Linked DNA regions of Homo sapiens: region 1 is linked to region 2. A link is a loop called in an ENCODE intact Hi-C map of the cell type or tissue named here. Cell type or tissue: chondrocyte. All regions are shown on one strand.

The links. Peaks named below come from ENCODE experiments on the same cell type or tissue, not always from the same donor. Only the 100,000 strongest peaks of a DNase experiment are listed, where the experiment ranks them.
Region 1: a loop joins it to region 2, with 7 times the contacts of the local background. A loop is called at or near these places in 13 of 110 quality-filtered maps.

Annotation. Positions count from the first base shown.
Region 1 is chr2:44,040,413-44,048,412 of GRCh38, forward strand. No RefSeq gene overlaps it. Among named protein-coding and RNA genes, the nearest start is that of LRPPRC, 48 kb to the left of the region's middle. RefSeq lists an enhancer at 3,842-3,891. In chondrocyte, CTCF peaks have their summits at 3,944 and 4,152; a DNase peak (open chromatin) is centred at 3,999.
Region 2 is chr2:44,389,323-44,397,322 of GRCh38, forward strand. CAMKMT (calmodulin-lysine N-methyltransferase) reads left to right here. Exons shown (of 11, transcript NM_024766.5): 3 at 919-983. It overlaps LOC124905998 (a long non-coding RNA gene), which reads left to right and starts at 990. Exons shown (of 3, transcript XR_007086301.1): 1 at 990-4,206. In chondrocyte, CTCF peaks have their summits at 765 (motif pointing left), 976, 3,223 (motif pointing right) and 3,460; no DNase peak of the experiment used is centred here.

The DNA.
Region 1 (8,000 bases), 350 kb before region 2:
ATTCAGTTTGTGATATCTGAGGGATATAGTAGACATCCCATTATCCCTCAATACCTTCCTGCCCTTTTTCTATAACAATGGTTTTAACTGCACATGGCCAGTCAGCTAAAGACTTTACTTCCCAGCGTCCCTTACAGTAAGTGTGGCCATGTGACCAAACTCTGGCCAATGGGATGTAAGAAAAAGCAATGTATGCTTTGCCCTTAGAAGAAGTAGGCACAAGCTCCCTTGACCCTTTTTTCCTTTCCACTGGTTGAAAGATAAATCAGAACTAACGCAGCCACCTTGGGCCTAGAGAGGAGAAGCACAAGTTGAGGACAGCAGTGTCATCTAACTTGCCCTGGGCCGCCTATCTCTGAATTTTAGAAATAAGCTTAGCCTGTACCCTAACTACGATAAAACATCCAAGAAGAAATGTCCAGTAGGCAGTTGGATACACCAGTCTACAGCTTAGGAGAGGGCGTGAGCTAGAGAGAAAGAATTGGGGGTGATTTAGTATGTAGGCACTGAGTGAGGCTTAGTTTAGATGAGCACTCCTAGGAGAAATGTGAGGTGTGAGATGAATGAAGGACAAGAAAGCCAAATACTATCATCTTTTTTTCTTTTGATGCTTTTTTTTGAGATAACCTTAAACTTTATCCTCAAGTAAATACAGATGTTCCAGGAATCCTAGGATGATTTTTGAGCGTTTTGTTTTCATTTCATTTCCTCTATATAGCCATGCGTTAATATTCAGTGCTACTGAATTCATTTGTTTATTTATTTGTTTGTTTGTTTTTGAGACAGAGTCTCCCTCTGTCACCCAGGCTGGAGTGCAGTGGTGCGATCTCAGCTCACTGCAACCTCTGCCTCCCAGGTTCAAGTGATTCTCCTGCCTCAGCCTCCCAAGTAGTGGGGATTACAGGCACCTACCACCATGCCCGGCTAACTTTTGTATATCTAGTAGAGACAGGGTTGCCCAGGCTGGTCTCGAACTCCTGACCTCAAGTGGTCCGCCCACCTCAGCCTCCCAAAGTGGAGTGGCATTCCTGCCAAAGTGGAATTACAGGTGTGAGCCATCACGCCAGGCCCTCATTTGATTTTATTTGGATTTATATTTCAGCACCGGCTGGGAAGAGAATGTGTTCTCATGCCCTGTGGGCATTTGGACACTCTCACAGGTCCTGGTGGGTGTGCTAGGGTCTGTGTGAGGGTCAGGTTATGTGTGTGTGATTTTGCATGTGCCTCTGTGGGTGTGTCAGTGCGACACGTGCCTTCGTTTCTCTGTTCTCGCAGTTGTCTTTTCAAATCTAAAGTGTTTGAAGGAAGGAATCTCCCAAACTTCCCCAAAGATATTTCTTGCCTCTTCTCTATAAGTCTTCCTATTCTCAGACACCAGACTGAGGCTGAATTTTACATAATATGAAATAACCATGATCTGCATGAGGGTCAAGGGCACCATGAAGAGTGTGTGTGTGTGTGTGTGTGTGTGTGTGTGTGTGTGTGTGTGTTATGGAAATTTCTAAATATACTCAAAAAATCAGAATAAAAAGAATCTCCATGTATCCATCACCCAGCCTCAATCATTATCAACATTTGGCCAATCTTGCTTCCTCTCCCCCAACTCTTTTTTCCTTCTAGTGTATATTAAAGCAAATATTAGGTAGTTTGACATTTCGTTTGGAACACTTAAGTTTTAATCTGTAATTGATAAGACTTTTTAATACATTTCACAATGTCATTGTTTACTTAAAAAAAAGAACAATTCCTCAATATCATCTAAACTCAATCCATATTCAAATTACCTGATTATCTCAAAGACATCTTTTTTCAGTTGTTTTTTAAAACTCCACATATTGCATATGGTTGTGTCTTTTTCGTTTCTTTTATTCTGAAGCAGTTCACCCTTGTCACTGATTTGACAGGGAATCAGGTAATTTGTTCTGTATAATGTCTTAAGTTCCGTATCTGTCTGCTTCACTGTGGAGTGGTTAACATATTCTTCCATCCTCCATATTTTCTGTAAACTGATAGTTATATCTGGGCCTTGATTAGATTCAAGGTCAATGTTTTTAGGCACCTATACTTTCTAGGGTGGCATTACTGTGAGACATATAATATTAATATCTTTTTTTTCACTTTTAATACTAATAGGATTGATCAATGGGTTTAGGTAGCATCATCCCATAAAGTTCTCCATTAACCTTTCACCTGATGATTTTAGCATTTGTTGATTGTGACCTAAGTCCATTATGTCATTTCAAGTCTTAGTGATTTAAAAAAATTTTTTTCAGGCCAGGCACGGTGGCTCATGCCTGTAAATCCAGCACTTTGGGAGGCTGAGGCAGGCGGATCACGAGGTCAAGAGATCGAGACCATCCTGGCCAACATGGTGAAATCCCATCTCTACTAAAAATACAAAAATTAGCTGGGTGTGTTGGCACGCGCCTATAGTCCCAGCTACTCGGGAGGCTGAGGCAGGAGAATCACTTGAACTCAGGAGGCAGAGGTTGCAGTGAGCCAAGATCGTGCCACTGCACTCCAGCCTGGCGACAGAGTGAGACTCTGCCTCAAAAAAAAAAAATTTTTTTTCTTCCTTCTGCATATATTATCTGGTATTCTTCGAGCTCTAGAATTTTGCTAATCAAAGGGAATAGTGGAGTTGCCAGGCTCTCAAGGCCAAATGAGGGCCCTGTTTTCTTGGCCTCTTTCCATGTTAAAAAGATTAATCCACCCTCCCCAAAGTGGCCACACCTAAATCCTAGTCTCTAACCGAAGGCAACTCTTTGTGCTCAGATAAGGTGGAAGTCAGCAAGGATCCTAGTAGAGGGGTCTACCCTTTGCTCCAGGAAAAAAGGGGCTCTAGGAGTAGCAGCAAGGCCTTCCCAGGACACAGGGAACTCAAGGCTGCTCAGGAACTGAGGCCTGATCTCCAGAGATCATCATTAGTTTGGGGAGGGCTCCCTTTGTCCACCCCCTTACCCTACCCCGGTCAGGCTCATTCTGGGGCCCTGGATTTCTGCTCTTCTCCAGGGAAGCAGCAGCATTCAGCCACTCACACCAGAAACAAATATCTGGGACTGTGGCTTTGACTTTCTGGTGCTTTTCCCTGTATCCTCAGATGAGCTCCACGTCCTTTGCCACCCTTGGCTTGGGCACTGGGCTGCATACCTCCTGCAGTTGCCCTTCTTTGAGGAGCAGGGACAGAGCTGATCTCCTGTTCCATGTCCCTCCATTAGCCCTTTCCTAGATCTAAGTCTTCCCCAAAAAGCCCTGGGACAAACAGTCCCAAAGGCAGGGCCCAATTGCTGGATTAAATGCTTAACTCCGAAGGTCCAGGATATATTTTATTTATATATATCTCGATTATTAACTCTATCCCAGGCTCCATCCCCGGCTCAGTGTGGATAACTCTCCCCTCAGCAGCCGAATAAATCAGACCATTCTTCCTCTCCTGTAGAAGTTAGGTCTGCATGGAAAAGATAGCACTTACACTCATTTCTAAGAGGAAGATGTACTTTAAGTTCTGTATGAAAACATTGAGTTCCATGGTATACACTGTTGGCATGAAAACAATGAGACTTTTAATTGCTCCCGAAACTCTAATATATATATTAGAGTTAATAATTAATATATAATATAATAGATATTATTATATGTAATATATATATATATATATATATATATATATATATATATATATAAATACTTGAAAATAGTCACCTGCCTTTAGACAGTTGTAAGCCACAGGGGAAACTCTTTGAATTCCCACCAATAACCATTTGGCTTAGAACGACTTTCAGCTGTTTCTAAAAATCAAATTCACCCTGAAACGAGGGTGGTTTGCTCTCACCTCACGATGGTGGGGAGAAGGTGGGCAGCAGTTAAATATGCCGTGGGGCTGAATGTGACCAACACGACAGTGCAGGGAAAGCTCCTTTGTCCCTGCGCGGCCCAGACTGGGACGCTAGATGGCAGGCTCACCTTCTAGATGGAAGCTTCCGGCTCCTTCTAGAGGGAAGCAGCCAGCCCTGGCAGCCCGGCCTCTGCTGGCAGTAGCCACACACTCCTGAGCAGTTCCCAGGGGCCTCCAGTGGGCTCCCCAGGGAGGGTGTGACCGATCCTCAGTGGAAGGCCCCAGAAGTGTCTGATGTGAGAACAGGGAACGCCTGCCTGTCTCCTGCAGCTGCAGTGGGATCAGGGTTAGGGCCCACTTGATCCCAAACCTCATGGTTTGTGGCTATGGTGACTCCACTGGGCTGCCAGCCACACCCTCCTCCCACCTGCCTGTCCCCGTATGGGGGTGAGAAATGTCTCCAGCTTTCTTGGGCTGGCCCAAGGTTCGAGGTCTTTCAGGATGTCTGAAACTTGAGGTTACGCTTTATGCAACCTATTATCAAATAGAGGGTCTGGTGGGGTGTGGTGGCTCATGCCTGTAATCCCAGCACTCTGGGAGGCCGAGGCGGGCAGATCACCTGAGGTCAGGAGTTCTAGACCAGCCTGGCCAACATGGCGTAACCCTGTCTCTAGTAAAAATACCAAAAAAAAAAAATAGAAAAAAAAATAGCGGGGTGTAGTGGTGCGCACCTGTAGTCCCAGCTACTCGGGAGGCTGAGGCAGGAGAATCACTTGAACCTGGGAGGCGGAGGTTGCAGTGAGCCAAGATCATGCCACTGCACTCCAGCCTGGATGACAGAGCGAGACTGTCTCAAAAAAAAAAAACAAAAAAAACAAAAAAAAAAAAAACAGAGGGTTCTACTCTGGGTGTGGGCACTGCTGAGTGCCAGGAAACACTGCTAAGTGCCAGGAAAGAAATGTACAAGCCTGGGCTGACCACTGGGCTTGGGGTCTGTGTTTTCATTAATGTTCACGCCTCAGAGCATTCTTCACCCTTCTTCTTTTGGCTGCCCCTGCCCTCCTCCCATCCTACCCAGGGTTTACCAATAAGTACAAGTTCTCTAAAGGGCAAGAACCTTCAAGGACTTGCTTCTGGATTCCTGTGCCTGCTGCGTGGTGAGGCTCAGTGAATGTCTGCTAAATGAGTGATTGATTGAATAAATTAATGTTGGGATCCAGAAATCATCTGGCTTAGCCTCCTCCTTTTAGAAAGGGTATCAACTAATTGGAAATGTATTATGTTTTCTAGGATGCCTGCTTTCATCTTTACCCTCCTTCCCCTCTCCCATTTGAGATCCCACTCCCAGGGTCTCCATTTGGGAGTGCCTGAACCTTTCTTACATCTAGCTGAAATCCCACACACTGCAATTTGAGACTGATCTTTTTTGCTCTGACTTCAGTGTAAGTCGATGATGGAATTGGGGAATAATATTGTTATGGGCTGAACTCTGTCCCCTATAAATTTTCTACTGGGAAATTTGAGGTACTCCCAGTATCTCAGAATGTGATGGTATTTGGAGACAGGGCCTTTAGTTAAAGTGGGGCCATTAGAAGGTGGCCTAATCCAGTCTGACTGATGTCCTTGTAAGAGGAAATTTGGACTAAAAGATACCACAGAATCACACACAGAGGAAAGACCAAGTGAGGAGACAGCAATCGGGTCAACATTTGCAAGCCACGAGTGGAGGTCTCGGAAGAAACCAAACCTGCTGACACCTCAACGTTGGACTTCCAGCCTCCAGAACTGTGAGCAAATAAGTATCTGTTGCTTAAGCATTCCCCCTCCCCCAAGACTGTAGTATGTTGTTAGGGCAGTCCTAGCAAACTAAGACAAATATGACAGCTACATGATTATGCATGATACCTGATTATGATAGAAAGATACATGATTATAATAGAATATAATAAAAATGCTATGATACAGAATACTTTGCCCCTTTGTCGGCATGTCCAGCATCTATAGAACTATTATCCAGCTGATGTGATGGTAACTGAGGTTTCCACCCCCACCTCTGGCTGCTGGCTCTTGCCAGACAGGCAGAGAGGAGGGAGAAAGACCCCTTAAGAAAGGAGAGATGTTCATAGCTTTAGTCAGCGTGGGCTGCCTGCCTGTCTAGGTTTTTTTTTTTTTTTAGAAAACCAGGCTCAAATGTGATGAAAAATAGGTTGGTACAGCTCCCAGGAGAGGGGGTTACCTAGTAGGACAAAAGCCAAGCTCCCCGAAGAGGTCAGCACAGCCTCAGTGGCCCAAAGGTTGACACATCAAGATATATTAGGTTTGTGGAGAGAGAAAGGAGCAAAAGAGGCAGCTTGTTGGAGATTAGATTAGACCAGAGAAGACTGTGTAAAGGCTACACAACGGGGGGACTGAGGAGATGGGACGAAAAGAGGGAGGGCACAGGGCTGGCTGAGGAAACGACAAAGAGAAGCTGAAACTTTGAAGCAAAATCAGCCCAGTGAACACAGAGCACCTTGGGGTCAGAGATGAGCCAGGGGAAAGCTGTGAAAATCAAGGCAATGTCTCTCTCCTACCTGGGTCACATTTAAGTGGTAGGATTTGGTCTTTTGAGAACTGACTAAAAGTAATTGACTCTCTTTAAAGTGGAAATTCTTTTTTTTTTTTTTTTTTGAGACAGAGTCTCACTCTGTTGCCCAGACTGGAGTGTAAAGGTGCAATCTCAGCTCACTGCAACCTCCGCCTCCCGGATTCAAGCGATTCTCCTGCCTCAGCCTCCCAAGTATCTGGGATTACAGGCACCCACCACCATGCCCAGCTAATTTTTGTATTTTTTTTTAGTAGAGACAGAGTTTCACCATGTTGGTCAGGCTGGTCTTGAATTCCTGACCTCAGTTAATCTACCCACCTCGGCCTCCCAAAGTGCTGGGATTACAGGCATGAGCCACCGTACCTGGCCTAAGGTGGAACTTCTGGAGCACACTGAGAGTGAAGGGGGAGGATGGATGGAGAAAGCTAAAACTGAGAACCTGCTCTCCTGGACACGTAGCCACAGGACATTTCTGGGGCACAGTCAGACCCTCCCTTTCCTTATGCTTCCAGAGACCATTTCTCTCCTCCCGTAAATGTCACAGTAAGATATCATTGGGAAAAAGAGAGAAATTCCCCAACAGGAGCACATGTAGAGGTGAGACCATCATCCACAGACTGTCTCCCGCCTGGCACAGACCTGCAAGAAGGAAATCAGGGAAAGGGGGATAAAATTCAGATGTCCCCTTTGTCCATCCTCTCTCCTCTGCCCCCAATTTCCACCAACTTAGCCTGGCTCAGATGAGGAAACAAAGAATGGGCCTTGGCTCTGCCTCTCAGTGCCCTTGGTCTCTTGGTCCTGGATTTAGAGAAGTGACCACGCTCCCACCCCCAATGCCCTTTCCCTCCTTCTCACCATATTCCTCACTCAGGGAAAGGGATGGAGGAAAACCTGGTCTTGCAGCTCCAACCATGTGTGCACGGGTAGCAGAGTTGGGAGGTTGCACTTTAGTTTTAGTAATACTTGGGTCCCTAAGGAAAAAGAACAAATCTCGAAAAGCTTAGAGATCATCAAAATAACTCCCCCACTTTCTTCATAAAGTTGTTGCATTAGTCCGTTTTCATGCTGCTGAGAAAGACATACCCAAGACTGGGTAATTTATAGAGAAAAAGAAGTTTAATGTACTCACAGCTCCACGTGGGTGGGGAGGCCTCACAGTCATGGTGGAAGGTGAAAGGCACATCTTATATGGCGGCAGACAAGAGATAATGAGAGCCAAACAAAAGGGGAAAATTCCTTATAAGATCATCAGATCTTGTGAGACTTGTTTACTACCATGAGAACAGTATGGGGGAAACCAGCCCCATGATTCTATTATCTCCCAGTGAGTCCCTCCCACAACACGTGGGAATTATGGGAGCTACAATTCAAGATGAGACTTGGGTGGGGATGTAGCCGAACCATATCAGTTGTTGAGACCCACAATGGGGAAAGGACCTACTGAAGGTCACACAGGACCGATCATATTGTCCAATAGGTTTTCCCAAATATATCAAAGCCATGTAGTTCATTTAAAAACATGTCCCATAGAGGCCAGGCACTGTGGCTCACACTTGTAATCCCAGCACTTTGGGAAGC
Region 2 (8,000 bases):
CTTTCGAGGTACCAGGGTTAGGGCTTCAGCATAAGAATTTGGGGAAAGTGGGAGGCACACTTCAGTCCGTAATTCTATATATCACTTATGACAAGTTTTAAATGACAAAGTGAATGTTGAAGTAAATTTTTATGAATTATCAATGGTTATTACAAACTTTTATAACATTCTAAAGAACTTCAGCTGTAAATTATATGGGAGAGAATGTAGAGGATTGTAGATGGATTAGCACTAATTTTTTTTTTCCCCTGAGAAACTCAAACTCTATGACCTATTGCACAATTGAGTCTATTTGTATATAACAAATAGTATTTTTCATAGGTATTAATAAAATATCAGTGTCAAGTCAAATATTTAAAAGAGTTGTTAACTGAAGCGGGATTAGAATTAAAGGCATTAGAATTAAGATTAGTGGGCAAAAGATACAAAAACTTTGCTCCCTGACATTCATAACTGTCTGTAGATGGAATAGCAGACCTGAAGATTGGCTATTTCTTTGTGACTGAAGTTCTGAATTTTTTGTGCTGTTATAGAGTAAATTTATGTATTGTTGAGTGTGGTTCTGGAAGGTGATGATTTTTCAGCTTGATTCTCTAAGTATACTGTGTGGGTTTTTGGCTTTAAAAAGGTTAAGAACTTCCCTTTACATAATGAAAACCCAACAAGTAAATATTATTTGTTAGTACTTTAAGATGTAGATTAATCATTTAAAAAGTCATTATGTTAAATATTCTGAGGACCATACTGTTATTTCTTTCCTTCTCCCTCTAGTGGGCAGAAAATATTCTTAAAATATAGCATGGAATAATTTATTGCTATTGGGTATACCATAATATACAGTCTCAGTCTCAGCTTTTTTGAATACTAAAAATGTTAACATTTCAGAATCATTAAAGCAAACGCTTTACTCCTTTCTAGGCATAATAGTGGATCCTTGAATGTTGAAGATGTCCTTACCAGCTTTGACAATACAGGAAATGTTTGTAAGTTATACATTCACTCTATAGAAATATATTTAGTGTTTTACAAAGTGAATTTATAGTTGATGTTTTCTTCTCACTAATATTTATTATACTCACTAAATGTATGCATATATGTATATATAATAGAAAGTTTGACTGTCTTTAGCTGCAAAATAAGCCTTGTATAAGGTACACCGACAAAATGGGATACTGCAGTTTCTAAACTTCGCAGGTGTGTGTGTGTGGGGGGGAGGTGGGGGAGGGAGAGAGAGAGGGAGATGGAGAGAGTAGGTCAGAAAGAACACTGGACACTGAAGTACTGTCCCTTTTATTTTTGTTTCCATTTTGACCTCAGTTAATTCAGTAGTGGGGCTGTTTCTTCCTTCTTTGCTTTGTTTCGGGTGCTTTCTTTGCCATTCCCTGCTTCTTTACTTTCACTGTAGAATAAACCCAGAACATATTTTTCTTGATGCTACTATACATTAATACCAGAGTGTTTTTGTTTGATGCAGTATTACAATATTACAGAATATATTGCCTTTTCATCAAAGCTTCTGATTAATTGGTGATAGATTTGTCCACTGAGAAAATCACTTAAATATTTCTTATAATTCTTGTAATTAATTTCATGTGATGAAAGACATCAGCCAAGAATACCTTTATGTCACTGAGTTAAACAGCATACCATCATAGGAGCTATGGACTTTTTATGTTTTTTGTATAGGACATTTCTCTTAAGATAGTGAATTGTCAATGAAATATGAGCATTTTAAATGTAAAAATAGTACTCATACTCTTTTTCTCAAAGAAAATTTCAGAACTGTTAACTTTTGGCTGAATTTAGGTAGTGTCTTTGGCTTAACAATGCAGTTTTATCAAATAAATAGATTTGCATAGAATTGTGTTCAGTAATACTCAGACAACACTTTTGTTCTTATGTCCACATTATGATAAGCTTTTGATTTTATAGAAAAATATTTGTGGTTCACTAAGGAATCTATAAATGTCCTTAAATTATCCTAAATACCTAAAATAATGTAGGTTTCTTTTTTATGGATAGTGACTGATGTGCCTTTTAGTTTCTTTCTTTTTTTTTAAATTTTCCAAACACCAACTTGAACCCGAATGCCTTTTAGTTTTTCCATGTTGGCATTTAGTGAATTCTCTCCCACTTAGGTGTATCTCATATTTTTATTAGGTCTAGGCAAGGACTGGGCAAAGCATACCAATGATGGTTGAGGATACATACTCTTTTAGTTCTGGGGTAATGTTAAATATCATTGAGTCAGGCTTAAACATATGTAATTTCAGAAAATGATTCTAGAATGTTAAATGTGGAATTTTTGATTCAGTAATGTAAAAGTCAAGTATTGTTCCCAGTTGGCTCCGTATGAAATAGGGCCACTAGCTGACAGCATTATGTAAAATAAAAATAATTTCCTAAAGGCATCAATTATTATTTTAGGCATGAATGACTGTCTTAGCCTTCTCTAACATTTTTTCCCATCAACTTGTTCCATACCCCGTGTTGTTGTTGCATGAACAAACGGAAATATTGCATATTCAGGGTGTTTTTTCACTGTTGTCTCTTGTTTGGTAGAAAGGTTTAAGACTTTGGAATGATACTCACCTGCATTTGACTTCTGGCTCTGAAATTCATCTTGAGCAATTTGTATCATCTCTATGAACCTCAACTGTTTTCATCTCTTAGGGCTGGCTGTGTTATAAAGAAAGTACGTACATACTGCATGGCTGAGAGTTGATATGCAATAAAAGTTATTAATTATTACTGGCGATGAGTACCTATATAACCTCTTTTGGTTTTTTCCTAATAAAGAAGATAATATTATTAGGATTATTCTGTCTTATACTATTTTAATTGAACTAACAGGGCAGAAAAATTAGATAAAATTAGCAAAATAGCTGTTTATTAAAATGCCTCATTATAAATGTTGCCTTAAAAACCTGGATATATTGCTGAGTGATAGAAGTGGTGACAAAAATAAGACCTCTTAAAATATGTTGTTTTGTGTACCTTTTATGTTTACTTTTTATTTTAACAGAAAAATCTATATAGATGTTTCATTTAATGATAAATTGGTAAAGTCCTGTTCCAATAAAGTAAATATTGATTATGACTTTTATATAATCTTGGACGTAAAGTAACCATGGACTGAAAAAGTGATTTTTCACTTGATGCCTCAAAAATTTGATTTTATTATGCCAATAGTGATATTGAGTTTGTGACTAGAAAACCCAGCAGAGGGCGCCACAATCATAATTCTTTGTCATAGCCCAATATAATTAGGATAAATAGCTCAAATAATAACCCTAAGCTTTTACCATGTAGACATATAAAGATGTGTCTAAACATTTCTATTTGATTCATTTATAATATATTTAATATATTCAGTAATTCAAAAATACAAAAAAATAGATTTTTCCTGGCCGATTTTTTAATTTTTAAAAATATCAGTTTAATTTTTCTACTTCTAGCTTTAAATAAAGAAGTACTTTTGATAGAGAGTGAAAGTTCCATACAAGAGTATCAGTTCATAAATCACCACCATGGTAGTATGTTAAAGGACAATTAGAATGAGGAAAAAAGTTTCTAATAGATGAGAGAACCAAGAGATGGAATTATCTATTTATTTTAAGAATTTGTTTCTAGGTTAATAATGCTTCCTAGTAATAGAAAAAACAGCTTAACTAAAACATTTTCTAGTCACAAAAACCTGATATGTGTAGATACAGTAAAAAAAGGTATGGTCATGGTTTAGTAGAACCATTAATTTCAATTGTAAGTTCATTTTGAATATCAGGGGATGATTATATTCATTGCAAATTTTCAGAGATGAAAGGATCAGTCTTACCTTCTGAATTGGTTTATGCTCTAAGTGAAAAGACGTGGAAAAATCTCTTTAATTTTGGAAAATAAACCTCTAGATAACTTATTTACTATTAGAAAAGATAATTTTTTTGTATTTACTTTTTTGTATAGAAGTTTTGTGGTTTTAAATGTATGAACTGCAAAGTGTTTTATATTTTTGAGGTAACTTTTCATTGCTTGAATTTCTTCGAATGTTGTGGGAAGAAATTAAGAGGAATCTCGTACAGAATGAATCACGTCTGCGTATTGATTTATTGCTGTGTGATATACGACCCAACCTTCTTTTTATATATTTATATTTACTATGGTGGAAAACAAACCATTTTGAAAGTGCTTACCTTTAACTAGGAATAGGTATGTATATTTCATTATTTGGTTTCTACTACTTGAGAACCTACTTTCTTTTGAGATATCAAAGCTTCTTGGTCAGGAGGTTGTGTCTACTATTGATTCATTGTGCCCAGAAAGACATGCTGACAAGCTACCTAGGGAAGAGTATAGGATGACATCTTTCACCTCAGATGAGGTACTGGCTGCTTCTGTGTCTCCTTTGATATGTCGCTCAGATACCTTGGGTAACAAGGGAGTGCTCTATAAGCATTGTAGCAGATTTCTTGCTTCTGCTTTTTCTGTGGGCAGGGACTCCTTTCTAGCTTGTCCTCTGACCTCTGGTCAAAGAAGCTGCACCATGCTGTCTCTTCCAAAATCATTTTCCTTTTCTCCAAAGTTATTTCGTTCCACTACTGAAAGGAATTTTTAAAAATGTAATTCTCAGTGCTTACTTGATCCAAATTTGGATACCATAGTATCTAATTTAACTATTTGTTGTTTATAACATCTCATCTTATGCTTGGGTCTGTAGTAGATTCATTGGAACATTTTAAGCACATCATCCTTTGTTGAGTAGTATGAACAGAAGTGTTAGTACTTCGTATAATTTATTATAAACTATGTACAATATAATGTATATAATCCTTTAAAGGATAGGAGGTCAGCAGTTAAATCATTTCAGTAATATCATTGTGAAGCAGGATTCCTGGCAAATGTTGCAGCTTAAGTCTGGGGGATGTATTGGTAAAACTTCTCTACTATTCTTTGAAAAAAATTTTTTTTCTTGGTTGAGCTCCATGACAGGACCCTGTGGTAGTTGGTGTCACATTATCTCCTGGAGGAATTTGTAGACCCTCTGCCATATATACTTGTACATGTGACAGTGGTGATTTTTGTTTTCCCTAGTGAATTCTAAGACTGACCAGGATTTTTTTTTTTTTTAATGGAGTTTCACTCTTGTCCCCCAGGCTAGAGTGCAATGGTGCAATCTTGGCTCACTGCAACCTCTGCCTCCCAGGTTCAAGTGATTCTCCTGCCTCAGCCTCCCGAGTAGCTGGGATTACAGGCGCCTGCTACTATGTCCAGCTAATTTTTGTCTTTTTAGTAGAGACGGAGTTTCACCATGTTGGCCAGGCTGGTCTCGAACTGCTGACCTCAGGTGATTTACCCGCCACAGCCTCCCAAAGTGCTGGGATTATAGGCAAGAGCCACTGTGCCTGACCTGACCAGGATTTTTAATGCACACAGCTATAGACTTTGCTTCCTAGTGGTCTGATAGCAGAATCTGTTTGTCTGTTTGTGATGTATCTAAAACTGATCTCTTTTGGGGTGGTAATCAGTTATTATTGAAAGCAAGACTCATTAAAATAAAAGTCAGGTGTGGAGGTATGTTCCTGTAGTCCCAGCTACTCAGAAGGCTAAGGCTGGATGATTGCTTGAGCCCAAGAATTTGAGGCAAGCCTGGGCAATATAGCAAGACTTTTCCTGTAAAAAAAAGACAATCAAATATTTATCTTCCTGGTTTTTCTAGAGGAAAAAAAATTATATGTTTTCACTTTTTACTTGTATTTAGGAAACCAAAGGTAATAGTTTCTTTGGAAATATGGTCTAAATTTTTAGTTTTTCTGTTTCATTGTTGTTATGTTATAAAGTTAGGGTTTGGAATGTTGGTGAAATTATCAAAGCTTCAAGAATGTCAGCTTGGATTTTAAAATGCTATTCTTATTCAAATAAAGATGTCTATATATGTAATGCATATGTATGTGTATATGTATATGTAGTTATATAATGCATATATGTAGCATGTGTGTATACATATGCATATATACATATATGTAGTATATGTGTATACATGTACATATGCAGATATATAATGCATCTATGTAGTGTATGTGTATACATATGCATTATATATACATGTATGCATTGTATATCTATATTTATATACAGATATATACATATACACAGTACAGTGGTTTGATTAAAAAATGAAAAAGTTGGGCTTTTATGGGTCATTGCTCTGTTTTTAATTTAGAGTGGTTATGGAAGGTACATGGGATATGAAGTTCAGGTTTTAGCTCTGCGGGTTATTAGCTGTGTAATTGTAGACGAGTCTTTGTACAAGTCTTAACTCCTTATGTAAAATTGAATAGGAAACAATAAGTACTTTATAGTGAGGTGAACATAATATTAGATAATGTGAAAGTACCAAGTAAACTGTAAATAGTATTTGTATTTTTTATGGTTAGTAATATCATCTGCCTCATTCTTGAATTTTTTCAGTACCTTTGTTATTCAAAATAATACAAGATAGAAGATATTTTTGGTATGTGCCATTCTGTTTTAATATCATACATTATTTTGTTATGTGAAAACAATGTAAAGCTACACAATTAAAATAGTGTGGCATTATTGCAGAAATACACATATAAATCAATATTTTTAGAATAAAGTGTTCACAAAGACCTAAATATATGTGACTTAACATATGATGAAGATACAATTTTAGTAAGAGAGGAAAGGATGGATTCTTTAATAAATAGTATTGGGACCATTGCCTAGGAATTTAGGAAACTAATAAAGCTGACTCCCTCCTATATACTATATGCCAAAATAAATTTAATATGGGTTAAGTATTTAATTAAAAACATAACACTCTTAGATATTTCAGATGAATAATTTTAATATATTGAAATCAAGAAGGTCCTTCTAAGTGCGAGTCAAACACCATGAATTTAAAGGTTAATAGATTGACTAATTTAAGATTTAAAGACCCTTTATTCAAAAAGCGCATCAAAAAAATTGAAATACAAATTACACACTGGCAATTATTATTTATGACATATATTCAGATGAAGATGTATTTTCTTTATAAAGAGCTCTTACAAATCCATAATAAAAAGACAATCTGAAAACCTGTAAGATAGAGAAAAACGTAGCCAAAAATTTAAGAAGAGGTATTTCACAAGAGAAATAGCAATGTTCTGTATGTACATCAAATGGTTATTTTATTAGGAATTGAAGGAATGATTTTTAAAAGTGAGATAATTTTTGCTTATCAGGTTGGCAAAGATGAAAGAAGTTAAGCAGTAATCAGTAAATTGTAGGGAACTGGGTATTCTCATACACTGTTGGTGGAGGGGGGTAGGTAAATTAATTCTACTTTTCCAGAGGCAGTCTGATTATATCTTTCATAATTTTAAATATCCATATCTTTCAACTAATGATTACCTTTCTAAAAAAAAAAAAAAGAAAGAAAGAAAGAAAGGAACCAGGATGGGAACTGTGGCTCACACCTGTAATCCCAGCACTTTGGGAAGCCAAGGTGGGCGGATCACAAGGTCAGGAGATCGAGACCATCCTGGCCAACATGGTGAAACCCTGTCTCTACTAAAAATACAAAAATTAGCTGGGCGTAGTGGCGTGAGGCTGTAGTCTCAGCTACTCAGGAGGCTGAGGCAGTAGAATCGCTTGAACCCAGGAGGCGAAGGTTGCAGTGAGCCGAGATTGCACCACTGCCCTTCAGCCCAGGCGACAGAGTGAGACTCCATCTCAAAAAAAAAAAAAAAAAGAAAAAGTACACAATATTTTGTTTTAAAATAATACTTTTCTTGAAGGAGCTCACAGCATGTTAGATGTTAATGTATTAGTCCCCCATTACACTTATGAGATAAGGAATCAGAGATCAAATCATTTTAACCCTTTCTTAGGTTGGGAAAGTACAAAGAGGTTAAAGTCAGTCAGTGGCAGAATATTGAGCTTTGGGAATAGAAAATTTATAAGTTGTGTTACAAAATAAATATTTAAGGTCATCAATG